Linked DNA regions of Homo sapiens: region 1 is linked to region 2. A link is a loop called in an ENCODE intact Hi-C map of the cell type or tissue named here. Cell type or tissue: GM12878. All regions are shown on one strand. Each heading gives the region's core, and the rest is flanking DNA. Links, peaks and the distances in the headings are about the cores only. Region 1 overlaps RBM33 (RNA binding motif protein 33). Region 2 holds the start of LOC124901782 (a long non-coding RNA gene).

The links. Peaks named below come from ENCODE experiments on the same cell type or tissue, not always from the same donor. Only the 100,000 strongest peaks of a DNase experiment are listed, where the experiment ranks them.
Region 1: a loop joins it to region 2, with 3 times the contacts of the local background. A loop is called at or near these places in 2 of 110 quality-filtered maps.

What each region holds. Positions count from the first base shown.
Region 1 is chr7:155,747,770-155,762,376 of GRCh38, reverse strand. All of the region lies in intron 14 of RBM33 (RNA binding motif protein 33), which reads right to left. Among named protein-coding and RNA genes, the nearest start is that of SHH, 57 kb to the left of the region's middle. RefSeq lists enhancers at 3,668-3,962, 6,283-7,455, 9,470-9,699. In GM12878, for the core only: no CTCF peak of the experiment used is centred there; DNase peaks (open chromatin) are centred at 9,046 and 9,386; H3K4me3 peaks cover 2,090 bases; H3K27ac peaks cover 2,500 bases.
Region 2 is chr7:155,193,178-155,207,784 of GRCh38, reverse strand. LOC124901782 (a long non-coding RNA gene) reads left to right here and starts at 9,330. Exons shown (of 2, transcript XR_007060602.1): 1 at 9,330-10,523; 2 at 10,798-12,200. LOC124901783 (a long non-coding RNA gene) reads right to left here and starts at 2,081. Exons shown (of 2, transcript XR_007060603.1): 1 at 1,958-2,081. RefSeq lists enhancers at 1,900-2,149, 2,180-2,249, 2,280-2,329, 2,340-2,519, 8,652-9,851. In GM12878, for the core only: a CTCF peak has its summit at 5,474 (motif pointing right); no DNase peak of the experiment used is centred there.

The DNA of each region.
Region 1 (14,607 bases), core at 7,962-10,461, 550 kb before region 2:
AGCTCCATCAGCACAGAGCCGAAACTCAGTAAGGCCTGAAGTTCCCCAGCAGCACTGGCCATACAGCACCCTCAGAGGGAAAGGCACAGGGAAGCCCATGGGTCTGTGGGCCTCTGGTCATGGTTCAGTTTGGAACAGGCAGCACACCAGCCAGAAATCTGAGAAACCTAATGAGGAAATTCCAGAACGGAAAGTGCTAGAGAAGGCCTAGATGGGCTCTCCCCACATGGCTGCCTGGGAAGCCCCAACCCACACACAGATAACTGGCCATGGGGGGCCATGCAGGGTCCAGAGACCTGAGCACAAGCTCATCCCAGGCGCTGGCTGGCCACTAAGCTACGCAGCAGTCGGGTCAACCCCTAGGAAGCTAGGCTGAGAAATAAAAATAATACAAACACTGAACAAAAAATATTTAAACTGAATGGAAACAAAAATACAACACATCAAAATTCAGGGGCTGCAACTTAAGCAATGACATCAAAAAGGAAAAACATCTAAAATCAGTCATTTGAGTTTCTACCTCAAGAAGCTAGTCCCCCGTCCTCAAAAAAGGAAATCAAACCCAAGTAGAAGGAAGGAAAATGATAAAGATGACAGCGAAAAGCAACGGCATGGTAAACAGAAAAAAGACAATCTGTGAAACCAAAAGTTGGTATTTTGAGATCAGCAAAAAATTGATGCTCCTTTAAGGATACTGACCAAGAAAAAAGGAAAGAAGATGAATTACCAAAATAAGGAAACAAAGAGGGATCACCGCAATGGACCCTAAGAAATTTAAAAAACATTACAAGCAACTTTACATCAACACACTAGACAATTTACATGAAATGAGCAAATTCAACGAGACACAAGTACCAAAACTGACCGAAAGAGAAAATACGAATAGAACTCTAAGAAGTAAAGACAATGAATTAAAAACCATTCACAAAGAAAAACAAAGACCCAAATAGCTTCACCAGTAAGTTTTACCAAATATTTAAGGAAGAAAGACTACCAAGCTTACGCAATCTCTTTCAGAAAACAGAAAAGGCAGAAGCACTTCCCCACTCATTCTTTGGGCCTGGTATTACCCTAATACAAGGCCAAAGGCATCAAAAGAGAAGACAACTGCAAAAGAATATTCCTCATAAACATACATGAAAAAAAATCCCCAACAGAATATTAGCAGACTAAATCTAGCAACACGGAAAAGGGATCACACCTCATGACCAGGTAAGATTCATCCCAGAAGCGCAGGGCTGGTTTAACACCCCCCCGGTTAACCAAGGGAACACACTACACAAAGGAAAGGACCGTGTGTATATCTGCTATCGTCCAGCCAGGGCTGCGGGTGACTGAGCCAGATGGGTTCTCCCACCTAACGCTCTATGACTCTACCATTTGAATTATCATCGCCTGAAACGTGCGATCTTACTGGGAGTCGCTCCTGTCTTACAGGGGCTACCCCCAACCCCCACATGAAAATGGAAGCACTGTGAAAAGGCAGACCGCTCGCAAAATCCAAAGTCAGGCTGGTAGTTTGTGCCTCTTAAATCTTCTCCACAAGGTCTTCTACCCAAGGTGTGAGTAGGTATCCCACCAGGCAGGGAGGGCCTATACTGAGTACACAATTTTTCAGTCTGTATCTTAAAAAACTATGTGAATTCTCTCTAGTTTTATACATGCTTGAAATTTTCTATACTAAAAAGTTTTAAAATTTAAAAATATATACCACATACCCTCATCTTTCATGAGAACCAGTGACCATTAATTTATCCAAAATCCTATTGCAATGTTGTTGCCTGACAGTACAATCTTAGTATGAGATTCATAAATTCACTATGCACGTGTTCAGCTGTACTGCCACTGAAAACATTCCTCCTCTTTACAAGCGCGAACACTTCACACCAACCTCCAGGTCCCATGAGGGCCCATGTTAGGTGGAGGGGACATCAGACCACTCAGTTCTCCACACAACTCAGCAACCCAACAGTCTTACTGACTGTGATTCTCCAACTTCTACCCTTTCCACTAACGTGGGCAAATGCATGGACTGTGGAAGGTTTGCTCTCTAAGAAGGACTTCCATCGTATGAACTTAAGCAATCTAAATCAGCTCCCTGGTAGCTTAACCAACTAGGTCTCCAAGGATGCCGACCACAACATTTGCTGTCTTGTAAGTGCTTGAGAGAAGCCAGTGGTTTAGACCCCAGTGAATCTCTTGTTCAGCTTACCAAAATGTCTCATGCACACAGAAGGCACTGAAATATTTAGTGAATAGATCAGTAAATAGTTGCCTGTACTTTTTAAAGTTAAGTAGTTCTGAATGTGCTAAGAGAGATTATAGCATCAGAATACTAGGTTACAGCCACTGTCAATCAGTACACACCTATTTACTACACCACTAAGATAATAAAAGGCCAACTTTCAGCCCAGCAACATGAAGTGTCACGTGGCAGAAAGAGAGGCGACAGTACCTTTGGCCTGGAGGGAACGATGTTCACAGAACATGACGGACAGCAAGACGAATGCTCTGGCCGGTTTCCCTGGCAATCCAAAGCTTGAAACAAGATGGTCTAGAGAGGAAACTTTAACAACAATAGGTGGCACCAAAAGGAGGATGTTATTATTTGCATGTTGTAAGGTATACAATGTGTATGTGTACTTGGGTGATAAACACATAACACTGTAGTAATTTGATAATTTTTAAACTGTGCTTTGGGAGGCCGAGGCGGGTGGATCACGAGGTCAGGAGATCGAGACCATCCTGGCTAACACGGTGAAACCCCGTCTCTACTAAAAATACAAAAAAAATTAGCCGGGCGCGGTGGCGGGCGCCTGTAGTCCCAGCTACTCAGGAGGCTGAGGCAGGAGAATGGCGTGAACCCGGGAGGCGGAGCTTGCAGTGAGCCGAGATCGCACCACTGCACTCCAGCCTGGGAGACAGAGCGAGACTCCATCTCAAAAAAAAAAAAAAAAAAAAGAACATAAACATTGAGTCAATAAATACCCCGAATAAGAAAAAGTTCTCTTCATCATTATTTTGGGTAAGAGACTGGTGAAAATTTATGTCTGGTGACATTAACGTCAGATAAGAACTCTGAAAAATAAATTTCTAAACTTTTATTTTCCATTGAAGGAAAGTTTATTTTTTAAGTAGGCTTGATCTCTATTTAAAGTTCAGAAATACAGGTATTACAAAAAGCCTTTCTCTTCCTCATCTGTTTCAAAAAAACTAAAATTTCCTTATGCAGATCTTGTAACATAAAGAAAGGGTCCTGATGTGATGGTGTCATACCTCGTTGACGACTTTCTAAGAAATGGCCTGAAAAGACAGGAATAAGGCCTGTGATGAGACAGTCCCTGCAGACAGAGACCTCACCTCCTAGTGCCACCTCTGCTCATTCCGTGGGGCCGGGTGGGCCTTCCTGGGCCTGCCGCTGCACCCCTCCCTGCTTGGGAAGCTCTTGGGCCCAGACTGACAGACTCTTCGGTCCCAGTGGCAGGTTGGGATGCAGCTACTTGGTTTTTCTTCCCAGTGGGTCTGGCTCTCGGTGGTCTCTTGCTTCCTGGAGGCATGTGCACCACAGTGTCCTCAGGGCAGGCAGACACCAGAAGACACAGAAAGTGGGGTGCTTCAGAGTCTTGTGATGCCGACTACCCAACTTTCAAGGAAAGACTCTTCCTACAAACCTGCTCAGCAGAAAGAAGCCCTGCCTGGGTAAGCTCTGGAGCTGCTTATATCCAAGACAAGTTTTTGTACCTTATACAGCAGGGGTCCCCAACCCTCACTACCAGTCTGTGGCCTGTTAGGAACTGAGCTGCATGCACCGCAGGAGGTGAGCAGCAGGCAGGCAAGCATTACTGCCTAAGCTCCGCCTCCTGTCGGATCAGCAGCGGCATTCTCACGGGAGCATGAATCCTACTGTGAACTGCCCACGCGAGGGATCTAGGTTGCCAGCTCCTTATAAGACTCTAATGTCTGATGATCTGAGGTGCAACAATTTCATCCTGAAACCATTCCCCACCGCCAACCCCAGTCCACGGAAAAACTGTCTTCCAAGAAACCAGTCCCTGGTGCCAGTAAGGTTGGGGACCCTGTTATATAGCAACAAATGATATCATAAAACTTTATAATGGAAATTTTCAAGGCACTCCTGGGATCTTAATCATCAAGAGTTTTGGTATTATTCAATATATTCACTTAGTACTGGCAGTGAAATAATCCATAGCTCATATCTGTTGAATGTCTACAACAGGACAAGAAAGGTACTAGGGTCCGTACAGACATTGTTTTCCTTCAGTCCTCCTGATGGAGTTTTGGTATTTTGTCCCTCCCCAAATCTTCTGTTGAAATGTATCCCCAGTGCTGGAGGTGGGGCTTAGTGGGAGGTGTTTGGATCATGGGGCGGATGACTGTGAATGGCTTAGGCCATCCCCTTGGTGATAAGCAAGCTCTGAGTTCACAAAAGATCTGGCCATTCAGAGTGCATGGCACATGCCCCGCCCCCCACCCCACACCACCATGCTCCTGCTTTTGCCATGAAATGCGCCTGCTCCCCACTCTGCATTCCACCATGATTGGAAGCTTCCTGAGGCCTCCCTAGAAGCCAAGTAGATGCCGGCACCATGCTTCCTGTAAAGCCTGCAGAACCCTGGGCCAATTAAACCTCTTCTCTTCATAAATTATCCAGTCTCAGGTATTTCTTTATAGCAGTGCAAGAACTGCCTAATACACCTCCCTAAGAGGTAAGTAGTAGTATCCTCATTGTGCCCATTAAACAAACTTCAGTCACACAATAAGCGCTGGAACATCTTTGTGGCTCCAAAACCAGGGGAGGAGTTTACACTAACATATTTTGAAACTATTTTCAGACAGAGTTGAAACAAACGGGATCAACAATTAAATCACTTTAAATGAAGGGCTACTATAATGCTGTGCTTCTGAATTTTTCTGAAGATCATGCTAAGCAATGAAGGCTTGAACATAAGTAAAAGGTTGTTTCATTTTGTAAGAAAAAAATGAATTTTTTTTTCTAATTAAAAGAACAATTATTCCCTTTTGACTTAGCATGAGGAAAAGCTAATTCTACAGAACAGTTTCAAGTTCCCGGGTTTTACTCCAGTTCACACTAGAATGTGAACTAGCATACACATTCCTAGGTTGTGGCCAGGAGCGTAGTTTGGATCAGGTGAACAACTTCTACCCATGGGTCAAATTCTCCCATTGACTCTTCGATTCAACTTGTCCCTTTGGATTCTGTTGATCACATTCAAATTTTACTTTATTAGTGGTTTTGTTTTTGAGAAAATTTTCATTTCACCTTTCCCAATGGACAGACGTTTATTTCAAGGTACACTTCAGCCCATACTGTGGTTGACACTACAATCTCTGTCAAGAAGTAGGCAAGCGTTACTCTGAATGGCATCTAATACAGCTTGGTGGTCCTAATCATTACTTGTAAACTGACAAGTCCTATTTTAGCCACAAAATCAGGTATTACAACAGCCATGCTGGGGAAAGGAAAATATGGGTTTTGATACTACCCAGATACCACAGATGCTACCCACCACCAAGCTACCCGGCTATCTGGAAACTGCTGGTGACGTTTCTGCCCAAATTTTGCTGCCTACTTTGCAACTTGTGCTTTCGCCTGGGGTTTTACCATTCACTCCAACTCACGGGCGGCACACAGTGACATTCGGCCTCTCCTGGGTTTCCAACGTGCTCAGATTAAACATCACGATCCCAGCTACCATTTCATGTCATCTCTCAGAACAAATAGCAAGCAGAGTGCACCACGAGAGGAGTGAACTGCAACGCGCTAGACTCACACTTGGCCCAATTTATATGGCAGGATCAATGTGGAAACAACGCTTTCAATTCCCTTTTACTGCATATACCAAAACAACTTCCTGATTTTGACTTTTGATTTTAGTATGTTGTAGTACAAATATCCAGGAACAAATTCTTCAACTGATTACATCTGAGAAACAAATTGATTACATATTTTTATACCTATACTCACACATACAGACAAGATTTGAATAAGAACCAAGCCAAATTAAATCTACCCATTTATTTATAAGTCTTCTATAAGGTTATAGTTATGCATATAATTACAGCATTGAAAGAGATCCTAAAATTACTAGTACTTAGTTAAGTAAATTTTAAAATACTGTTGATTCAAATTGAATTTTAGAAGGCTGTTATCTTAACATCCACATATAAGTGTTGTATGTGGGTGACAGACTATACATTCTATTCATAAAAAGTATGTTTGCTTTGAAACTGAATTTTCCCAGGGTGGTGTTCGCTTTTTAACTCTTCAAACAACACTAGGTTCAGACAGCATTTTAAATATCTTCTACTTCCTCCAAAGCACATGAGAGAGAAAAGAAGTTTTGTCATCTCTGGTCAAACCAGAAACATTTTTTTCCCACAAATGATTATCTTTTAATGCTATAAAAATCGCTTTTTAGACTAGTTTTTTTTGTATATTTATAAAAGGCACTATTTGAATTAAGTAAGCTTAGGGAATACTTTTTATCAGCTTAATCATTACAAAAAAAAAGAGGTCTGTAGCCCCCAACATTAGCAGGACAAATTTATTTATAACAAATCGTTTAAATGCATAGATAAAAACACCTACTGATATTGTCAGGGCTTCCTGCAATTTGACAGATCAAATCTTATTTTCACTCTTAAACCCCATGAAGAAGTGCTATCACTGACTTGCATTCACTAGCAAGCAAATTGATTAACCCCCTCTATAGAAATCTCAACTCTTGATTATACCTATCAGACGCTAAGCAGCATTATTCTAGAGTGACAACACTTGACAAATTCCCCAACCATTTTTCTCAGCCTTTGTGGCCCTGCTAACTTGTATTAACCCTGATGAAAAATTAATTTTCCTTATCTTCTTCTAAACCCCAAAATCCAAATCCGCCAAACTGGCAACTCTTTCTGTAAAGGTATTATGAAAACCTCTAAAAGATTAATTGCATGTCTTCAGGTGACATTAAATTAATTTCTGTACTCATGACAGACATTTGATACTCCATACTGAGAGGACAGATAACATTGTCAGGACACACAGAAGGACAGGGGTGTAGTGTCCCAGGGCAGCCTCTTATGAATTCTCCTTTCGATAAGGCCATACTTCACTGTCACCGCCAATGTTGCTGATCTTACAGTCCAGAGACCTCACTGAACAGGTTTCTATTAACTACAACAATGCTGGGCCTATCCCTGTAATCTTTATAAAGCTCACTCAAAATGTGGACAATAAATGATATGCATGCTGTACGAAGTTTCTAAATATAAATACATTTAGGGCTTCTCATTTTTTTCTCTGAAGACTACTGGATTAAAGAAGAGGGGGTAAAAGAAAATATTAATAAACAGGCTCACATTCTCTTTCTTCTCTGCAATGAATTATCCTCATGAAATAGTAAGCATGCAAAACATGGGGAGCACTTACATCTAAAATACTGCCTATCTGGAACTAGGTCTACACAGGCAGAATTAAAACCAAATCCGTAAGGTTAGAGAGACCAGGTTGGACAGACCTCCTAACTACCAAGCTTCATGAAAGAAAAGGGTTCTCTTAGCACATGCATTTGACTTTCTAGTACGGTATGGTGAGAACGTGGCACAGTTATTCAAGTGCTTGCTCTCTCTCTTAACAGTCTACCTTTCTGACATTAGCTAGGCCTGGGGAGATCTTTAAAAAGCAAGATTAGCTGACCTTTGAAGGAACAAACCAAAGCCTTGAGCCTCTGAGGGGATCTCATACCCCAGGATTCTCCAATTTCGACAGCACAAATCTACCAGTCTAAAAAGTAAAGGATTACTAAAGTAAGCCAGGCACCTCCAGATGCTGTGGCTTATGAGGCAGGGTGTGAAGTCTAGCTCTTCCAGCCACACAGTCCCTCACAGAGGGGTGCAGCCCCAGGCTCTGAAAAGTGGCCCTTCCACCCTGCCCTGGAAGAGTGGCTCCAAAGGACCTGCTCTGTAGCACTGAGCAAGTTCTGCAGAACAGGTGACCAGGATCCTACCTGGGTAGGCTGTTGAAAGTTAGGGGAGGGAAGTTACCTAAGACATTGAAGAAAGCAGATTCCCCTTCTGGCTGGGGTGGGTGAGTGAGCTAATCCTGATTCCTAGCTGAAGGTGAATTATTTCTGACTCACCTGCTAATTTTACTCCCTAACATCATACCCCTAAAAAAATCATAAATTAATGAGTATGGAAATTCTTATGTGTTCAAAATGATTTATGTCCTCTAATGACCAATGGTCTATCTTGCCATGTTTAGAGGCCACATGATTAAGAATGCTTAAAAAGTAGTCTCCTTGGAAATTATCAATTCTGCCCACACTAAGACATTTCAAAGCTCTTAAAAACAAGTATTCATGCACAACTGTTTCTCCTCCAAAAGGAAGATGCTAGACTGTACGTCTTATCAAATAAGTGATTAATCAGGATTCTGTATGCCCTATTTTTCTTTCACTCTTTTGCTATTTGCCTGTTGGCCATTTTACCACTCATTAGCACCTTTAAACAAATGAGGTCAAACTCCACCCAGCCAACTTGGCAGGCATGAGGTGCCTGCCCCGCGCCTCCACGCTCCTCCCCTGCCCCAAGCACCTGAATGTGCATCTCTCGTGGCCCCCACCTCTGTGTCAAAAGCCATTTACACTCAGTCTCCCTTCCTGCCTAGTCTTCCCAGAACTGGCCTGTTGGAAATCCACCTGCAGCTCTGCCCTTCTCATGGGCAAGTTCAGACTGGGAACCCTACTTCTGAGTCGCTTCTATCTGGCCCCTCTCAGCTCCTCCTTAGCTCTGCTACTCATCCACTCCCAGGCGCTGCCAGAGATCATCCTAGGAAGTCACCTTCTGCCAGAAATCAAGCGACCAGAACAGCGGCATCCTCCTGTCCGGGACCTTAGAGGCTAAAAAACGTGGGTTCCCCTGAATGACACTCACAAGGTGGAGGCTCTGCCTTTGCATGGGTCTTCACCACAAACAAGTTACCACTGCAGATTTGCCACTTAACACAATTCAAACAGCAGCAAAACAGGATGTGAAATATCCCATTTTGCAAATCTAGAAAGGAGGACTTTCAGGAGGCAATAATAAATTTTTGCAGGAAATAATGCCCAGAAGAATTAGTAATGATTCATGCTTTTTGTCTTTTTCCAAATTTTGCTTACTTACTGGTATCATCTAAATGTCAACAGAAACAACTACTACTTTTATCATCAGAAGTACTGGGGAAAGGGGTAAGAACACTGCTAATTCCTCCTTTGCTATGCTTCAGTAAGAGAGTGCAAGCCATGTTGCCATTTTTAACACAGTATTTAAATATCTTAAACATTTATAATGTACCTGAAACTGCCTTACATCCTGGACACACAAAAAAAGACCAAAACCCCACTCAGGTAAGTAGCAGTAACATCAGGAGCCGGCTCTGAAAACACACGGTCAGATGAGAAGATCGGGCTGCAGAAGAGGAACAAAGAAAGGACGAACCAGTGTGCGTGGGAGCGGCCATCCAGGGAGGCGTCCCAGAAGACGACCCACTTGAGCTGCATCCAAAGTAATAAGTGGGCCAGAGGCATGAAACATGGCACCTCCAGAGAAGGAGCAGGAGTGACAGTAGCAAATTCTAACCCCAACCGAAGTGCTGAGGAATTTCCATGGGTTCTTAGACCAGTGGTTCTCACAGGGCGATGGGCGGCCTCAGAAGCATGTGATGCACGTTTCTGCCCAGCTCTCAACTCAGTGCTCAGCTGTGTCTCATGCCTTTCCATGTATCAACACTTAGGTTAGAACCTCAACAAAATTTGCAAATAATGACTGTCAATCTTTTGTTTGGGTTTATAGAGGATGAGGGACTCACTTTAAATATCTAAATAGTAATGTTTAATTCTTAGAACTATCAACTACAATAATTCAAAAAATGAAATCAAAATAGCAAAAATTACTTCCTAATTCCCACCAATGACCTATTTCAAAAAATACAGTACAAAAGCAGTATCTGTATGAGCCATTTTCCTTTCTTTGCAACTCACTGTAGAAGAATCAAAAATGTGCTGAGCGGGCCCAGAAGACAGGACAGACAAAAGCAGTGGGCACAACTGGCTCCCAGATCTCCACTCTAAGGACCTGGAGCTTCCAAGAAGCAGGACCAATTCCAGAGCCCATACAGAGAAAGAACAAGGTGAGCTCGAACATCTTCTTGCACCAGAAAGTGAGGACATGTTCCAAGAGTAATGGCAACAAATCAAAGGACACAGAAACCAGTTTAAAGGGGCTCTCACTGGTCAATCTGGTACAATTCTAAAATCAACATAAATAATGACAGTGACAGTTCATTGCATAAAGTAACAATTCATACACCCACACTGACATAAATAAATGAACAAATAGATGAAGGAGAAGTGTAAATTATCACAGCAGGAGCATGACAGCTAACAAATACAGGAGTGTTGGCATTAGAAAAACTTCAGTGCCTGCTAACAATAGTGAAAATTTGATCAGAAATGGGATATTTACATAGTCCCAATCGTCTCAAAGTATCTTCCTATAAATTACTTTACTAATTACAAAGGGTAAAACTGTAACATTACAGAGGAGAGACTTGGCAAACATCACTTTTACCCACCCGCCGCCCCATCAAAGTTAATCTTGTCAATATTGGACAAACCTCCCAACTGAATGCACTAAGAAGGACCCGATATCCCCTCTGGGGTGTTCCTGCCAAATATGGACAACCTGAAACCGATCAGGATGAATCATAAAATAACCCAAATTGAAGGGCATTCCCTCTGCTCTTTCAAAAGGTCAAGGGCAAGAAACAGCAGATTTAGGGGACACTATGAATATAATGCATGATCCTGGCTGGACCCTGAAAGGTGGGGGTTAGCTACAGAGGACATAATTGGTCCAGTGAATAAAATCTGAATATGTACTATGGATAAGATGATAGTATCAGTGCACAACAATTTTTATTTTTGATAATGTACAAATATGGTTTTGTAAGAGAGTATCTGTGTGCTGAATCATAACACACCATGTCTCCAACCTACTCTCAAAGGTTTGGGAAAGAAGGTTTTTGTGCATGCAAATGAACAAAAAGACAGACCAGGATAAAGCAAACTTGACAAAATGTAAACAACTGGTGAATCTGATAAAGAACGTATGAGAGTTTCTCCTACTGTTCTTAAAACTAAAATTATATTAAAACATTCCCTTTCCCACCTCCCCAAGCTCCACAAAACGGATCAGGTATATACATATCATTCCAAAAGTGGGAGTAACTTTTGAGAAGGTAGGAAGGGAAGAAATTTACAAATGCAGTCCAAAGCCATAAATGCATGATCCCACAAATAAACTGGGACCTTCGGCATGCAGCATTTTGACAGCCTTTTAAAAATAAAATACAAGAGCATCACAATTGGACAGCTGGCTTTCCTGCGGGGGCATTCTGTGCTGCTCCCATTTCTCTGTGTGGCCAACAGAATAAAGGACTGTTTACTTAATTTGCTGCCAAATTCTTAAAATTTTCATTAACTTGATTAGAATAAAGCAGCTGAATTGGTATTTGCTTTCATTTTCTTAAAGATCAATATAAACAGCCACTCCAAAAAAAAAAAAAACCATTTTCTTTTTCCTTCAACTAAAAGGGTGGTAACATTTATTGAGTTATTATCACATACTCAAGCACTGTACCACTAACTTTACATGATTATGACGTTTAATCCTTACAAGGATCCTGGGAGGAGAGTTGGTTCTCATTGTACTGATGAGGAAACTGGGATTCATTGAGGCCAGGCAACCAAGGTTACAGAGATGCAAAATGAAAACCAAGATGCAAACACTTCAAAGACTATACCATTCTCCCTAAATAGGAAGACAGAAACTGACCGCCTAAGGCAAAGAATTTCCCCTGGCACTTGTTTGTTCTAATTCCTTTTTCCTGTGTTTAATCACACAGACTGGTTTTAGATGACTATATAAGTTTACACTAAGTAAATATTTTATACTTTTTATATTTGCTGTTATTACTTGAATTGTTTTTCTGGGAATTATGTATAGGTTATGAACAAAATTATAATGTAACAAGGTTGTTCTTTTGGTTTCTTAAACACTGAAAAATAGCTTTCTGAGAAATGGGCAAATGGAGAATATTTCTATATTCTAAGTAATTAAAAGAGAACCATTCCATGAAATATAATTCTACAGATGAACTATTTACTTAATAGTCAGGAAGGCACATAAAATTTTAGCAGTATTTGCTGCTAACACTACTTATAAGCAGCATTAATTTGTTCCTTTTGTAATCTCACCTAGCAAATCCAGACAGTAAAATGAGTGGGAAAAAAATGGAAATTCACGTACACAGAAATTGATTAGCCTCATAACAAAAGATCTCTTTCCATTTCAAATTCCCCTAATATTTCCCTTCAAAGTTTTAAATGCAAAATGTGACTTAATTTGATTCACACAGAAATGTTCAAGGATAGACTCACACAGCACATAGCAAGTGATGGCTATTCTTAACCAGGACACAATATGCACTCCCTTTCCTGGGCCAGCAGCCCAGGTTCTGGAACCGGGATGATGGAACCCCAGCCACTCGCCAGGCCTATATTCAAAGCTGAGGCTACTTACCATCCAGGCTGCGTTTTCATGTATCAAATCCTTCTCAGCCTATTGTTCCAGGCAGTCACTATCAGTCTGTTGCACTGGCAACCAAAATGAAACCTAACCATCATCATCATCATCATCATTATCCTAGGAGCCCCCATTAAGCATTTTCCGAATCAATCTAGACTGCTAATAGTAGAATATTATCCCCAATCAAGAAACAAATAACACCATGAAAAACACAGCAGATAAAATAGACAACTATCATAGACAAGGGTGAAGAGCGTAAGATTCAGCACTAACCCACAGGTGGAAGCCCAGCTTTACCACCTAGTAGGTGTGCGGCGGCCCTAGGCTGGTTACGTAGCCTCTTTGAGATTCAACGCACTCGCCTCAGAAGGATGTTGTGAGTACATGCTAAACACTCAATAAATAATAGCCACTACTATTATCTGGCATAAAAATCACATAATTTATTTCTAAAAGGGGCCTTAGAAGCATTCTACAAAGAAAATGGGAAGTTATGAAATGCCTTCTGTGTACCAGAAGCTTTCATTTACTGATGCCTCACAGCAGACTTACTAACCCCACTTGCAGATTGGAAATTAAAGTTCAGAAAAATGAAATGATTGTTCGGGGTCCCAAAGAACAGACAACTATTCAAACAGGAGTCTTTCTGCACCCAAAGCCACACTGTTTTACCCCATCACATGACTGCGTGCACAGGTGAGCTCTCAGTCCTAGAGAAAGGCTCCAATCTCTATACAGCAAGAAATTTCAGAGCAGCCAACGGCAAAACGCAATGCCAACAATAGCCCTTGAATCTGCATAGTCACTTTTCAAGCTTTAAACCAAGACGTTGACCCTAGTCAACACAATCGTGTAAGAAACAATACCAGGAATCATGCTGCTCATCTCTTTTCGAAAATGTTCCCTATGCACACGCATACTGCAGCAGCAGCCACAAAGGGGACCACCAAGAAAGGACTAGACATTCTCTTACAATGACAAGGACCAAGGAAAATCACCTGAAAGGCGATATAATTAACCACAGGGCAGACTACAAAAACCTATGGTCTTAAGACTCAGCCTCTCTCACCTTTCAAAAAACCCAGTTTAATAAAACCCAACGATAAATTATTTCATTATAAGTAATGACATATGGAAAATATAGAAGAAAACTCCATTTGATTCACAATTGCCTCACAGACATGAGTACACTCACAGAAACCTAATTAAATTGTATATCATAGTAAGAATGGCAAGAAAACTGTGCTTTCATAAACATGTGAACAATCCTGTGGACACATATTTCAACTGCAATCACCCACCAGAGCACAAGTTCTTGAATGGCACTATGCAAAGATAGTTTGCTATCCTGTCTAGAGACGTGAAGAATAGGAGACTGCTGAATGCAAAGAATAATTGAATTAAATGCATTAGATTTAGTTACACTAGTTAAATTAGAAAAAAGGGAAGGAGGTAATTTAGGTTAGGATATAGTATAGGTTAGAAAAAATGGGAAACGCGAACCAACAATAAAATGTTTTCATTAAGTAAGTAATCGTAAAACTAAGATGTAGATAATAATATCCTGTATGGGTGCCATGCACAAGTCAATCCTCCCCAGATGCCAAGCTCCTGTCAGCCAAGGTCTGCTCAGCCCTCGGCTCCTGAAGATTTTCATAGGCAGGAAACATCCCTGAGCATTAAGACCACAGCCCCCATATGCAGAGAATGCCTCTCCAGCAGCCAGGAACAGAAACACAAGCCAAAATAAATGCTTCCTTTTTGCATTGTCTGAAATAAGCACAATTTGCAATTAACCACCATTAGGAATATGTTCTCTCAAAAATAGTCCTCACCCACAAAAAAACAAAAAACAATGCCATTAGGCAAATCCTATTTGTTCTGGTTCAGAGAAATACGAACAAGACATCTTCCCTGCTAGGTCAAAAGTGCCAATGTGCT
Region 2 (14,607 bases), core at 4,012-6,511:
CCACACACACACCCATTCCCACACAAGACACACACACCGATTTCCACACACACACGTACGCACACCCATTCCCACACACACCCATTCCCCCACACATTCCCACACACATGCACTCCCACACACACCCATTCCCACACACACTCATACACACTCACACCCATTCCCACACACAGACACACACACGCACGCACACACGCGTACACACACACATTCACACACAGTCACACACGTTAAGCCATTTTAACTTTAGCGCCTCAGCTCTCAGTCCCCAAATCACCTGCACACCCAGAGGCAGGGGCTACTCACAACGGAGCACCTTGGACAGAGGCAGGTAAACCCACTAAGCTGGATTCCTGGAGAAGCAGGAAAAAGCGGAGCCGTTTCTCCTTGAACATCCTAGATGCTCAGATAAAAGAGATGGAATCTCATTGGATGGATTTGAGGAAACCCCCAAAGCTGCTTCTTGAAAACATCAACCAGCGACCTGCCGTGTGCTGAGATTCTACCTGGCTCTTTGTTTTCAGGAAGTCTTCCTGAGAGAGCACACTGTTGGCGTTTTGCTGGGTAGATATCCCTTGGGGGGGTGTCCTACCTACTGAAGGGTGAATAGCAACCTTGCTCAACCATCACCCCAACAAAATCCAGGAGCACCCTCAGTCACTGTGACCCCCAAATGGCGTTTGTTGTATCCCCCAAATCCATATGTTGAAGTCTTAACCCCCAGGACCTCAGAATGTGGCTGTATTTGGAAACAGGGTCTTTCAAGAGGTAACTAAACTAAGATGAGGGCTTTGGAGTGGGCCCTAATCTAATCTGACCGGTGTCTTTAGGATGCAGTTTGGGTATTTGTCCCTGCCCAGATCTCATGTGGAAATGTGATCCTCAGTGTTGGAGGTGGGGATTGGAGGGAGGTGTTTGGATCATGGGGGTGGATCCCTCATGAATGGCTGGGCTAGCCTCTTGGTGATAAGTGAGCTCGAGCCCTGGGTTCACAGGAGTCCTGGTCTTTTAAAAGTGTGTGACACATCCCCCCTCCTCTTTCTCACTCCTGCTTCCCCCTGTGATGAGCTGGCTTCCCCTTCTTCTTCCGCCATGACTGGACGTTTCCTGAGGCCACCCCAGAGACAGATGACGTCACGCTTCCCGTACAGCCTGCAGATCCCTGAGCCAATTAAAGCGCTTTTCTTCATAAATTACCCAGCCTCAGGGACTTCTTTATAGCCAGGTGAGAACGGACTAAGAAGAAAAAGTTGGGAAGCAGACGCTGACAGAGGGATGACCACGTGAGGACACAGGGAGAGGATGGCGTCTGCAGGCCACGGAGGGGCCTGAGGAGGAACCAGCCCTGCCCACGCCGTGATCTCAGATTTCCGGACCTCAGGACTGCGGGGAAGGGAGTTTCTGTTGTTCAAGCTGCTCGGTCCACGGTACTTTGTTATAGAAGCCACAGCAGAGTTATATGCGTGTGTATGCGTGCACACACACACTCACACACACACACACAGACACTAACACACACGGACACACACTTTCTCACACACAGAAACACACAATGACACACACAGACACACTGACACACAGGCACAAACACACACACTCTGTCACACTGACACACACACACAAACACTGACACATTCACATACGGACACACTCTCGACCACTCACACACACTGACACACACAGACACACTGACACGCGGGCACACACAGACACACTCACGACACACAGACTCACGTACACTGACACACTCTCACGGACACACACTCTCGCACTCTCACACAGACACACACACTGATACAGACACACACGCTGACACACACAGAGACACACACACTGACACATCCACACAGAGGCCCCACATTTCTCAGCCTTTTGAGGTAGTACATTTAAATAGCATTTAAAATACCTATTAATTCATTAAAACACTCATAATCCTGTTATACGTCAGCGTAAATACCTTATGACAAATAGCCGACTGGAAACCACTGACTGAAAACCACAGAGTCAGCTCACGGAAGATGGCTGTTAAAATGCAAATGCACTTTGGGGAGGACATGGTGGCGTGAGTGTCAGGAAGGAGTGACTTGGCTTGTGAGTCAGCGTCTAGAAGGCGTGCGTCTGGCCTCTGAAGTCGGATGGGAGGGCCTGGGCTGCCTCCTGACTGCCACTTCCCTGCTGCGCGGCCTCCAGCCAGTGTCTCCACCTCCCTGCCCTTGGTCCGTAAATGGGGGGGTAATAGGACCCACTGCACGCGTTATAGGAGGGTCAAGTGGCTCCATATCTGCAAAGGGCTTAGGACAGCGCCTGGAAAGCACGCGGCGTCTGCCTTCCTCCGTCACTGGGAAGCTCGGGGGAGGGGCCACACGGACACAGGCTATTGGCTGAGGGAGCAGGGAGGGGCTGAGACACGATCTGGAGCCCGGGACTCACACATTGGGTCTGAAGAGCTATGGAGGCCACCACGGAGCATGCGTTTATGGGGGTTGAATGCAGCCACGATGCCACGTTAGAAATCACCAATGAGAAACACTAGAAATCGAAACTAAGAGCATTTAAAATACCTATTAATTCATTAAAACAATCATAAACCTGTCATACGTCAACGTAAATACCTTATGACGAACAGCTATATTTTCCAAAACAAAAAGCATTTAGGGGGAGGCATGGCATTGTCTTCGTGTCTGCAGAGCTCTCCAGTGTCTGACTTGGAAGAGCTGGGTTTTCCTGCCTGCTCCTGCATTCCACCTGCTTGCAGAGCATGGAGACAGTTCCGTGTGACACAGACATGCAGCTAGCAAAGTGGGTCCCTCAGGGGGTCTCGGGGATGTCAGGGTCCAGGGGCCTCCCTGAGGGCTTCTGATATGGTCTGGAAGGTGCTCCGCAGAGCCAGGGCAGTGGGCGTGCTGGGGAGCCAGGCTGGGGGGCTGGGCACCCCCTCCCTCATCCAGAGCAGCCCTATTCCTATCAGATACATGTCTTGGGCTCTGAGTCAAATGCTGTGTGTACAATAAAGTGGATACACCTGCTCTGGGGCCTGGGGCTACACTGGAAAGGTGAGGCTTTGGGATGGGATGGTGGAGGGGAACCGCTAGGGCCCTGGGAGATAAGGGCGAGAGGCCTCAGGTGTGCCCAGGTGGGAGAGCCAGGGCACCTGCAGTGCTGCTGGTCCAGTCCCAAAGCCAGCAGAGGCCCTGCTACCTCCACATGCTGGACTCCAGGAATTGCTCCTGGCAGCAGCAGGGAGCCCTGTGGAGCCAGGACACAGAGCCACATGGTGCGAGGGTGGCTGCTGCCAGGAGTGGAGAGGCGGCGTGCACATGGGTGACCTTGAGTGCACAGGTGCTGTGTGCCCACACAAGAGGTAGCTGGCCCACGGGGTGCTGCCCTCCCTCTGCCCCCCCAGCACACCTGGTCCACACACCTGCCCTGCTTCACCTGGTGCCACACCCTTGGGAGCACTGCTGAGGCCTAGAAGTCTTGGGCATGAGTGTGGCCTCCCGATAGGCAGGGCTCTGGCTCTCATCTGGGAGCACGGCAGAAGCTGTTGTCTGGGAGCACGGGTGTCCAAGCCCATGGAGAGCTGTCCCCCATGGAGAGCTGTCCCCCAGAGCCACCTCTTGCTGGAGGCAGAGCGCCTGCAGCAGGATGCGGGCCTCACATCTCAGGGCCTCGGCCTCCCTCGTGCTTACCCCTCCCACAGGCTCCTCTGCCCTTGCTGTCCTCACCTGGACCCTCCCCGAGATCCCCGAGTGCCCATCCCTTCACCAGGAGCCACTGGCCCAGTGTCTGTTTCCTGCCTCACTTTCCTTCCCAGGGTATCCCCTGCTGCCCTGCATGAGGCTTCTTTACCTGCTGTCTGTCCACCCCAAGGCAGGAGCTCCCTGAATGCTGGAGCACCAACAGCTCGGTCCCTGCAGAGTCCCAGCACCCAGTGAAGCCACTGTGAGGAGGACTTGGGCCTCAGGATGCACGTGCAGCCATGGAGACCCCACGGGGCGGCCCCTCGGATGATCCTGGCCTTCTGGGTGGTCCCCGAGGGTTTGTTTCTTTCTGGGACTTTCTAACAGGAGGTCCTGCTCCTTGCCGCCGACTCAGCCCTGCCTGTAGCTTCCACAGTGCGTCAGAAGTCACCGCTCACCTGATGCTGGGAATCCTCCTCCCAGGGCTCTGGAAAATTCCACCTCAGCCTGACAGACTCTCCCTCCCGCACCTGCACAGCCCCCGGGGCTCCGGAAAATTCCACCTCAGCCTGACAGAGCTCTCTCCAGGCTGGTGCGGGTGGGAATAGGCCTGAGAAAGCCTTTTCTGGGTCACAGGCAGTCCTGAGTACATGCTGACTGCAATGTACCCACCTGACCCACTGACCTCAACCCCTGACCCCGACCCCTGACTCTGGGGACATGGGACCCTCCCCTCAGGAGGTCTGGCCTCACCTCACTGGCTAGGGGCCCACAAAAGCAGGAGGAGCCACTGTTCACTCCACAAAGCCCTAGGCCAGGAAATGCACCCACAGGGCCAAGGGAGAGCAGGGAGGGGGAACTCCACCATGAGGACCCTTGGGAATCAACCACCAACTCCCTTGTGGGTGTGGTGGCTGCCACAGTCCAAGCACTGGAAAGCAGGAGAGGGAAGCCCGGCCCCTCATCTGAGTGAGGCAGCCAGGCCCCCGATTGGGGCTGAGCCAGCAGCAGGGTCACCCACCAGCAGCAGAACCCTGATCCAGACTCAGACTCCAAACCTCAAGGGCAACCCCCAGCCTTCCACCCTGTGTCTCCTCCCCACTCAGCTGGGCTGTCTGTCTTCCCTCCCTGTCCCTTCCCCTCCCCCTCTCTCCCAAATCCCCTCCTCTCTCTCCTGCTCCTCCCAGAAGCCTCTTCTCACCCGAGGGTCCTCCTTCAGGCTCACTCAGCCCCACAGCACTCACCCGAAGGCCATCCCTGGTTCAAGGCCAGCACTGAACACTGGGGCGTTCAAGGGCCCTGGGCCCTGGCGAGGGTGGTATGTGCCAGCACACCCTGAGCCGCCTGTGCAGAATCCCCCTAACCTCTGGCCACTGAGTCTACCTGGCGTCCTCTGGGGAAGGTGCGGCTGCGTTCCAGTGGGGGCTGAGAGAGGGGAAGCATCCCGGGGCCCTCTGCCATCAAGGGGCACATGCAGATTTCCTCAGCTGCACTGACTCCAACCTGAGCACCCACCCTCCCTCACCTGTACCATGAGGTCCCGGAGGGCAGGGGCTGAGGGTCATCCCTCTCCCTCCAGGATCTGTGCTCAGTGCTGCGTGCTCGGCCATGACTCCTCAGGCATGCTCACCTTGCCCAGCTCACCGGGCAGACAGGATCCTGGGCTGGGCTTCTTTGTGGCCCTTGTGCTTTGAGCCTAGAGCACAGACTGCAGGGGAAGCTGCCTGCTTACATAACACCCTGGATACCCTGATCTTTGCAGCCATCTGAGAGCCCCAGGCTCACACTCACCCGTCTTTTTGGCAGCCAGGAGATGTCACCACTGTATCTTCTGCAGAGCTGGAGTCAGCAGCAGTAGGAGCTTAGAGCTTTAGACCAGCGAGCCACAGCCGGTCCTCCTCAAGGGCCTCTCACCTTGCCTGGTGTGCTAGGGGTCCCCAGAGAAATAAAACCAAAAGGATATATAGGATATATGCATAGAGAGATTGATGATGAGGAATTTTTCATGCTGCTATGGAGGTGGAGGCTGACAAGTCCAAAAATCAGCAGTTGGCAAGCTGGAGGCCTGGGCGAACCACTAGCGTAAGTTCCAGTCTGAGTGCAGAAGACTGCCAGCCCGGCTTGAAAACGGGCAGAGAGGGCCTTCTCCCTGACCAGTGCTTTTTGTTCTTTTCAGGCCCCCAGCTGCTTGGAAGAGGCCCAGCCATACAGGGAGGACCACCTGCTTTGCTCAATCCACCGATTCAAATGCTAATCTCATCCAGACACACCCAGAATAATGTTTAACCAAATATCTGGGCATCCTGTGGCCCAGTCGAGTTGACACGTTAGAATGAACCAACACACTGGTGAAGGCTGCCTGGGCTCCTCCCACTCCCAGGCACCAGGCCTCGTGTGCTCGGTTTTACTGACTCCATTTCACTGATTTTACCATCTCAAGGACAGTCCTCTGTGGAAGTTCTGTCACTGTGGGTTCTCCATGAAATTGCCAGCATTTGGCCTGAGTGACCTCCCAGCTCTGCTAGCTGATGCTGGTCCCGGGGTGCCTCTGAGCAAGGCAGGCGTGGTGGGGCTGCCCCTCTGCAGCTGTCCGCCAGGGTGTCGGGTCCGAGAGGCCTCGGGCTGTAGGCTTGGAGACGTTGCAGGGAACTTACTGCTCCCTCCGCTGAGCCTCAACCATAGGAGCCAGGATTCTTTGATGGGACCCCATCTTCATGGTCCCAGTTTTAAGGCTGTCTGATTGTTTTTATGACTTTACTTTCCCCAGAAATTTGCTTCCAAGCAGTACCAGCTGAAATCAGCACTTTTTAAAAAGTCAATCAGAATAAAAAACAGTGTTTTATTTTTCAGGTTTTGCCACTTGCAAACCTGAGGCCGCCCGCCTGCTCTGTCCTTCTGAATATGCAACAGCGGAGCCATGAGATGTCAGCAGCGAAGTGGTCTCCGAAACAACCTAGAGATCCAGGAGTTAAGAAGGAATTACTTAGGCAGATAGCAAGGGTATGGGAGTCCTCCATAAGGCTTTCCTTTTTAACGAAAAGCAGCCCCAAATCATTTTCTAACAAAGAGCAGCCTGCAAGCTGGGAGCTTGCACGGGTGAATGCTGGCAGGAACTAAAGACTAGACATTTTCATTTATCTATCTATCTATTTATTTATTTATTCATTTATTTAGAGATGGAGTCTTGCTCTGTTGCCCAGGCTGGAGTTCAGTGGTGCGATCTTGGCTTACTGCAACCTCCACCTCCGGGGTTCAAGCAATTCTCCTGCCTCAGCCTCCCGAGTAGCTGGGATTGCAGGCATCTGCCACCATGCCCTGCTAAATTTTATATTTTTAGTAGAGATGGGGTTTCACCATGTTGGCCAGGCTGGTCTTGAAGTCCTGACCTCAGGTGATCTGCCCACCTCGGCCTCCCAAAGTGCTGGGATTACAGGTGTGAGCCACCGAGCCCAGTCAGAGCTAGACATTTTCAAGATGGCAGCTCCACCTTTACTTCTCTGCCAGCCACGTGTTCTGTAAGGAGCAGACAAGATGGCCCCTATCAACTGGAAAACCCATTTGCATAATAAGAGCAGCCTTCCCCACGCACTGTGTAAACCTCATACCTGATCGAACCAATCTGTGAGCCCTACGTAAATCAGACACTGCCTCCTCAAACTGGACTATAAAACACAGTGCATTCACCACCAGTGCGTCCTTTCTGCTTGGAGACCCCTTCCTCTACAGAGGAAGCTGTTTCTCTTTCTCTTTTCCCCCTATTAAACCTCCACTCCTATACTCCTCTTTAGTGTCCCTGTCCTAAATTTTCCTGGCAGGCGACAACAAGCCCCAGGGGATCTACCCCAGACGACGTAGCTGCTTCACTGGGATACTGAGGCCCAGAGAGGAAATGAGAGTCTCAGGACTCATTCCATACCAGCGGGTCCATCGGCCATTCCCTCTGACCTGCCCAACACAAGCTCTTCTCCAGCTATTTGAAGAAGGGAAGGAAGTGAGAAATACACTTTAAGCAGATATCAATGTCAGTTGAGATAAACATCAAGCTTTATTGACTTAAGAGGTAAATATTGATAGAACTGAAATGCCAAATCAATATTTACCTCCAGGGATGCTATAGCCTGAATTTGAAGTTGGGCTATGTGCACATCAACGCATCTCCAAGTCCCAACGTCTTCATAAGCAGTATGTGATCATTTCAGTGATGGGCTAAAGTTGAAAGGTGTGGTGAGAGATTTCCAGAGGGTCCTCACACGGAGGTCTAGGGAGAAGTTCATGATCACCATGAGGGGTCATCAGCACAGACCCGGAAGGTCAACGTCTGAAAACTACATCACTGGCACAGAATGGCGGGGACCCAATTTGCTTCACTTTTTGCTGAGCACTCACCTGACAAAGCATAAGATTCCAGCCGGAAAGGCACTGAGCACCTGTTTGCCAGGCCTTGTCAGCACCTTGCCGTGCAGAGCCTGCACCAGCCCTGAGATCAGGGAGCAAAGAACCCATGCCTCTGGCTCGCCTGGCTTCTCAGCCATGGGAAAGGCAGCCTTCACTGGGACAATGGCAGTGTTGTTGGTCATTGGCTTAGAAAGAGGAGTTTTAGAAGATGTCAAGGCCAAGAAAAGATTATGAGAGAAAAGGAACCAAAAGTTAAAATTGGGCAATTCTATCCACTAACTTCCCCTGCTGTGAATTGGGAAAAGTTGGCACTGCGCTGTCTTTAAGGGGTGGGCCCGTACCCAGCCTCCAGCATCCTGGAGTGTGTCTGTGAACCTGCTTTGTTCTATCAACTATGCTTGATGGATAAAGACACTTAGGCTAAGGAAGCTGTCCTGCTCCCTCAGGTTTCCACACATCCTCGTTTTCTGCTTCTATGCCTAGTAAGTTTTCCACTAGAGCAGTAATTCCCAACCTGGCTATACATTAATCAACTTGAGATGCTTAAAAACAACACACACAGACGCCTCCACCACCCCCATCTATTGCATGTGAATGTCAGTGGGGAATTTCCTGGGTGATTCAGAGCACAGCCTTGGTTGAGATGAGATCTGACTCTCAGGCTCCCTTATCGTGGGATTGGTGGGGGAAGGGGCTGTTTTTCAATGCTCACGAGCTATATTTGCAAAGTGTTTTGTGGAAGGTCCTAAAACTCAAAGGGTCTTGAGCTAAAACCAGTCAGCAATAAGAGTTATCCGACACTTATGGAAGAGTTCCAGGGTGAGGACTTGGGTCAGCTGCAGGATGCTTGGATTGGAGGTCACTCGCAAAGAGGGGTCACCTGTGCCTTGTTCAATTCAGTGACCGCCGGGTTAAAGTGAGCATCCTGGTGGCTGTGGTGAACACTGGGGTGTGGGGCCCATATCCGCCTCGGGCTGAGGCCCTCATCGCCTCATCGCAAGAGAGCTGCTCTGCCCAAGGTCATGTGCCCCTCAAGGAGAGGGTCCCATGTGGGGCAGCGCTGCAGACCAGCTGCACGCAGAACTCAGGCAATGGTGGCTAGTTTGATCCTGGTGGCCAGCACTGAGGATCATCGTCAACTGTGATGAGGATAACCACACCTCTCTTGGCTTCCATGTCCCGGTCTGTGACGTGTTGGGTGACTCCTGATGAACCTCCAGCTCTCTTCCTGCTCTGCTGTCACGAGGACTGATCAGACCAGTTTCCGGTGAGCATGGTGACAGGGTTGCTGTACGAAGTGGCCCTGAGGGGCTTGGCCACCATTTCTGAGGGTGGGTCAGGCCTCCGGCCCACAGCGATCCTCTGCCTTCCTGCGTAGTCATGCCTGTCACTCAAGGAAAAACGTCCGGATGACACGTGACACAGCACTGAGTGATTCGGGGTGAGCCCTGGGGAAGGAAAAAATGGGGAAGGTGGTTTGGGGATTTTCACTCTTCTCCCTACATCTGTCTTAGCCTAAGTTTTCTTATCTGTGAAAGAGTTCTGAGATTTTTCGTCGCCAGATGTCTTTATAAAGAGTAAATGAGATCACATACAGGCTGGCCTTGGAGATATTGTGGGTTGGGTTCTAGACCACCTCAATAAAGTGAATACGGCAATACAGTGAGTCACATAAAATTTTTGGTTTCCCAGTGCATATAAATTTATGTTTATACTATACTGTAGTCTATTAAGTATGCAATAACAAGATGTCACTCCAATGTCTCCAGACATTGTCAAATGTCCACAAAGGGTCTGTGTCCAGCAAGACCGTGGAAGTCAGACCTAGGACAGGAAGTAAGGAGTGCAGTGTTGTTAAATATCTATACCTGATATGGATATTTAAGTCTATCAACTACTGTATTTATATTCTCAACTCTAACATTTAATGTTTTCACTATTGTTGTTTCCCTGAAATTCTATAATTCACTTTGTATTTCCCTCTGACTCAAAAGTTGGTTAATAAGGAATCATACGATTTCTAGGTCAAGGCCTTTTTGGTTTTGTGACTTTCTTATCAATTTCTAGTTTCATTGCATTGTGATTAGAAAATGTTTTCTGCATTATCTCTCCTCTTTAGAACTAATTGAAGTTATTTGTGTGGTTTATTAGTTAATTTTGGAAGTGTCCCATGGTCACTTGGAAAGACAATATAGTCTATATTTTTAGGATTTAAAGTTTAGTAGATATCCCTCAGGTATACTAAATTGATCATGTCATTTTGGTCTTTTATATCATTACTTTCTTTTGTACATTTGCTCCAACCTGGGCTGAGAGAATTTGCATTTTCTATAAGTGACCACTGGTACCAGCCAAGGTGGAATACGTGCACTTCCGTCTACCGTCCCACTGGGAACGCTGAAAACTCTGGGAGGAACATAAAGAACAACTCCCTGAGCCCTCTAAAAAGTAAGTAACGACAAAAGGATGGGCAACTGATGTCAAAACTTGATAATGACCCCAAATGGGGGTGAGTTTTGCCTTGTTCCTCTTTCTTTGTCTCTTAGCTCTGACCTGAGGGTGGGTTGAATCTCAGAACTGTGCAGTGGGCCCAGAAGACAAAAATCTGGGATAAAACCTCTCTTTCCAGCCAAAGGACCAGGAAAAGGGACCCCTGCGTGCCAGGGAGTGTGGGAGAAATTTTCACTATTCTTTTTCTTTCCTCTCTTGACCCTGACCCAAGGCCAGCTCCAGCTGTGGAGCTGCACCACTATGCTGCTGGTCCTGGTGCTGGAAGCCCTGAAACTTTGATGAAAGACCCAACTCTCCAACCAGAGGAACTGGAAATGGAGTGGGGTGAATCCCTGTTTATTTCTTCCTCTTTACTGTTGCCACTTGGCTCCAAAGATGGCCCCAGTCATGTGGAACTATACAATAGCACAAAGAATTAAAAAGCTAAGAAAAACCTGATTTTCTGGACAGAAGAAAACTGGAAAAAGAGCTCCAGCTGTTTTAAAAATGGGGGGATAATCCCTGTTAATTTTTTTGTCTTTTCTTTTACCAATTTATTCCTAAGGTAGTCCTAGTCACGCAGAGCTGCATGGCAGTGCGGGAAGCTAAATCTTGGAGATAACACTATCTTTCTGTCCAGAAGAACCAGGAAAGGAGAGCCCTGAATGCCAAAAATTGTGGGAGATATCCTGGAAATTGTCAGTGAACTTGAAGATTAATCAATAGGAATTACACAGCCTGAAGATTGAGAGAAAAAAAAATGAAACAAAAACAGAGCCTCAAGCACCTGTGAGACAATATCAAAAAGTCTAATACTCTTATTATTGGAGTCTCAGAAGAAGAGGAGGAGGACACTGGTGCAGAAAAATATTGAAGAAATAATGGTTGTAAACTTCCCAGACTTGATGAAAAACGTATATATATATAGGTTCAAGAAGGTTAACAAACTCTAAACAAGATAAACTTAAAAAAAATGCATTGTAAATGAAAATCAAAGGTAAAGGAAAGACAATTAAAAGCAACCAGATAAAAACAGTATACTATGTATCAGAGAAGAGTACTTTGGATAACTGCAAATTTCTCATCAGAAAATAGGAAGCAGGAAGATGGTGGAACAACATCTATAAATTACTGAAAGAAAATAATTGTCAACCCAGAATTCTATATCCAGCAAAAATATCTTAGAAATGACAGTGAAATAAGGACATACTCAGATTAAGAGAAAGTAAGAGAATTTGTCACTAACAGACCTATAAAAGAAATGCTTAGCCAAGTTCTTCAGGAAAAAGGAAGATGATCTGGAGGAACACTTGGAACTTCAGGAATGGCATTAGAGCAACAGAAATGATAAATATCTGGTAAATATAATGAATTCTTTTTCTCTTTTTAAATTATTTAAAATGTATATGACTGTTGAAAGCAAATATTGTAACATTTTCTGGGTATAATTATTACTGAGATGTGGTACATATGACAATTATAACATAAGGAGAGGAGGATAAATGAACCAATAGAGTCATAAGCCTTCTATAATATACTTGAAATGGTAAGATATGAACTCTAAGTGGACTATAAAATGTTAAATATATGTATTGTAATCCCTAGAGAAACTACTAATAAACTGATACAAAAAGATATAGCCAGAAAGGACAATGGATTATTTAAAATGGAATAAAAAATATATTCAAATAACCCAAGGAAGGCAGGACCATGGGAAGAGGGTAACACAAAGCAAAAGAAATGAACAAAATCTCCTATAAGCCATGTGTTTTTGCCTATTTTCTTTGTCTTCTCTGTAATTTCTGCTTTTTGAAAGCCTCTTTTACAATACTTAGTCTGTTGATATTCATTACTGCTAATTTTTTTTATAAATTATGAGGCAAAATGATTCAAAGTACCTTGACTTTATTTCATTTAATGTTTTTTGTTTGGCTGAAAAACTACCTTGTTTCATACAAGGACTGAGACCCCTGCTTTTTCTGTTTTCAATTGCAAAGTGGGGACTGATCCTGGCATCTGTTTCACATCAGCCGGTGGATTAACATGTTCATAACAGGTAAAACCCCTATGCCAGGCTTCCTCAACCTCTGCCTCATTGACACTTTGGGCCTGGTGATTCTCTGTGGCAGGGGCTGCCCTGTGCCTTGTAGGATGTTTAGTAACATCCCCGGTCTCCGTTCATTCACTGATGCCAGCAGCACCCTCCACACCCCTCCCCAGCTGGGACAATCCAAACTGTCCCCAGACATGGCCAAGCTTGTCCAGGGGGATGAAGCCTCTCTGGATGAGAAGCACTGACCTGGACAGTGCGGCACAGGTTTGTGCTGTGTGCTTGTTCGCCATGGCCTGCATATCCCAGCTCTGTCCCGATGGCATGGAGCACGGCGGTGTACCCTCCACCCGGAGTTGTCAGGATGATTAGGACGCCCCATGCTCCCAAGGCTTTCCGCGAGGCTGTCATGACTACACAAACATCCTGCAAAGTTGCAGCTTTCAGCCCCTGCAGCACCCCGATCCATTGCCCCTCAGACCCTGCTCAGGGGCAATCCACCCCTAGTGAGGGCGGAGGAGGTGGGGGAGGCGCTGGATATGAAGCCACTGTGTAACACACAAAGCACTATTCAGAAATCAGTGTTACTATCTCTCCCTGGATGGCACAGAGTGGATTAAGGAGCAAAGACAAATTGCTGGGCTCTTGCGACTCTGACCTCTGGGTCATATTTGCTTCTCTGCGAACAATGCAGATTGTCCTCCTGCAAGCTGTTTACAGCTGAGAATAAGCAGACGGCGAAGCAGTTAGTCTCCTTCAACCTTGGCTGTTGCATCCTTAACCAATGGTAACACCTTCCTCACATAGTGCTGAGAAAGAAATCAGGCACTTATTAAATTGTAAAGCACTGAACAAAGTATAGGCTGGTATACTGATAATGATGCATAACTCTGTAGCTCTGGGGTTAATTCTCAAAAAGCACCTTCAAACTTTCTGATTAATAATAGCGCTATCCCACTAAGAACTTAGCCTCCTTACCAGATGCACACTGGAGAAAGTGTGTTCAAAGGATTCACTGTTGCTTGTTGGCTATACCATGCATTATATATCATGCTCCAACTGGTTTTAATACGACCTTATTTGCCTCTCCAAATTCTTTATAAGTAAAGGATGATGCAGTTAAAAGAAGGAGTAACAATGAACTGTGCATCAGACGTTGGGTGAACAAGCAGGCCCAGGCCCCACTAGAGGGTGATTCAACTCAAGAGAGTGGGAGGAGGATAGAAGGAAACAGGGAATGTGGCTTCCACACTGTCCCCTCCACAGCACAGTGTCTGCCCCCATGCCATGCTGGTTTTGCAATATCACCTTCATGAGTCTGTCTCTTTGTGTGATTTTGAAGCTGTTCTGCAGACACTATCATTGCAGCATCTTCTTTCATTTCCTTCTCCGGAAATTAATAACATTTGCTTCTTAAAAATAAACCTGAAAGAAAGCAATTTTATGTATGTGTTAAGTTACACTCTAGATTTAGAGCTTGTTCCACACATTCCTGTTCTGAAAGGGTCCTGGGCACTGAAAACTCTAGGCTGTAGGGTTGAGGATGTGGAGAAGGGACCCGCTGAGCTCTGAGGATGGTCTGCGGTTGGAAGCCGGGGGTCAGTGCTCAGAGGAGCAGCCCCACATACCCCATCTGGGTGGGTGCTTTGTAGTCTTCTCATGGGGAGAATGGGCTCCTTCCCCTCCGCTAGTGCCGGGCTGGCCCTGAAGCTTGCTCAGGGGTGGGAGGGATGAGGCTGGGTAACTTCCTCTTCAAATGCCTGGGGCTCTTGCTTCCCCATCCTGGGAACTGTCCTCTTGGAGGCTAGCACCTTTGTGAAGTCTGACCATTGGGACTGCCATGCTGGGAGGCAGCCCAAGTGCAGCGCAGAGAGTCGGGGTGTGTGTCCAGTTGCCCTGTGGTTCCAACCGTCTCAGCTTAGGCATGTGAGGGAAGGTATTCGCGTCCTGGGGTGGCTGTAACAAATCACCACAAACCAGGTGGCTGAGAAT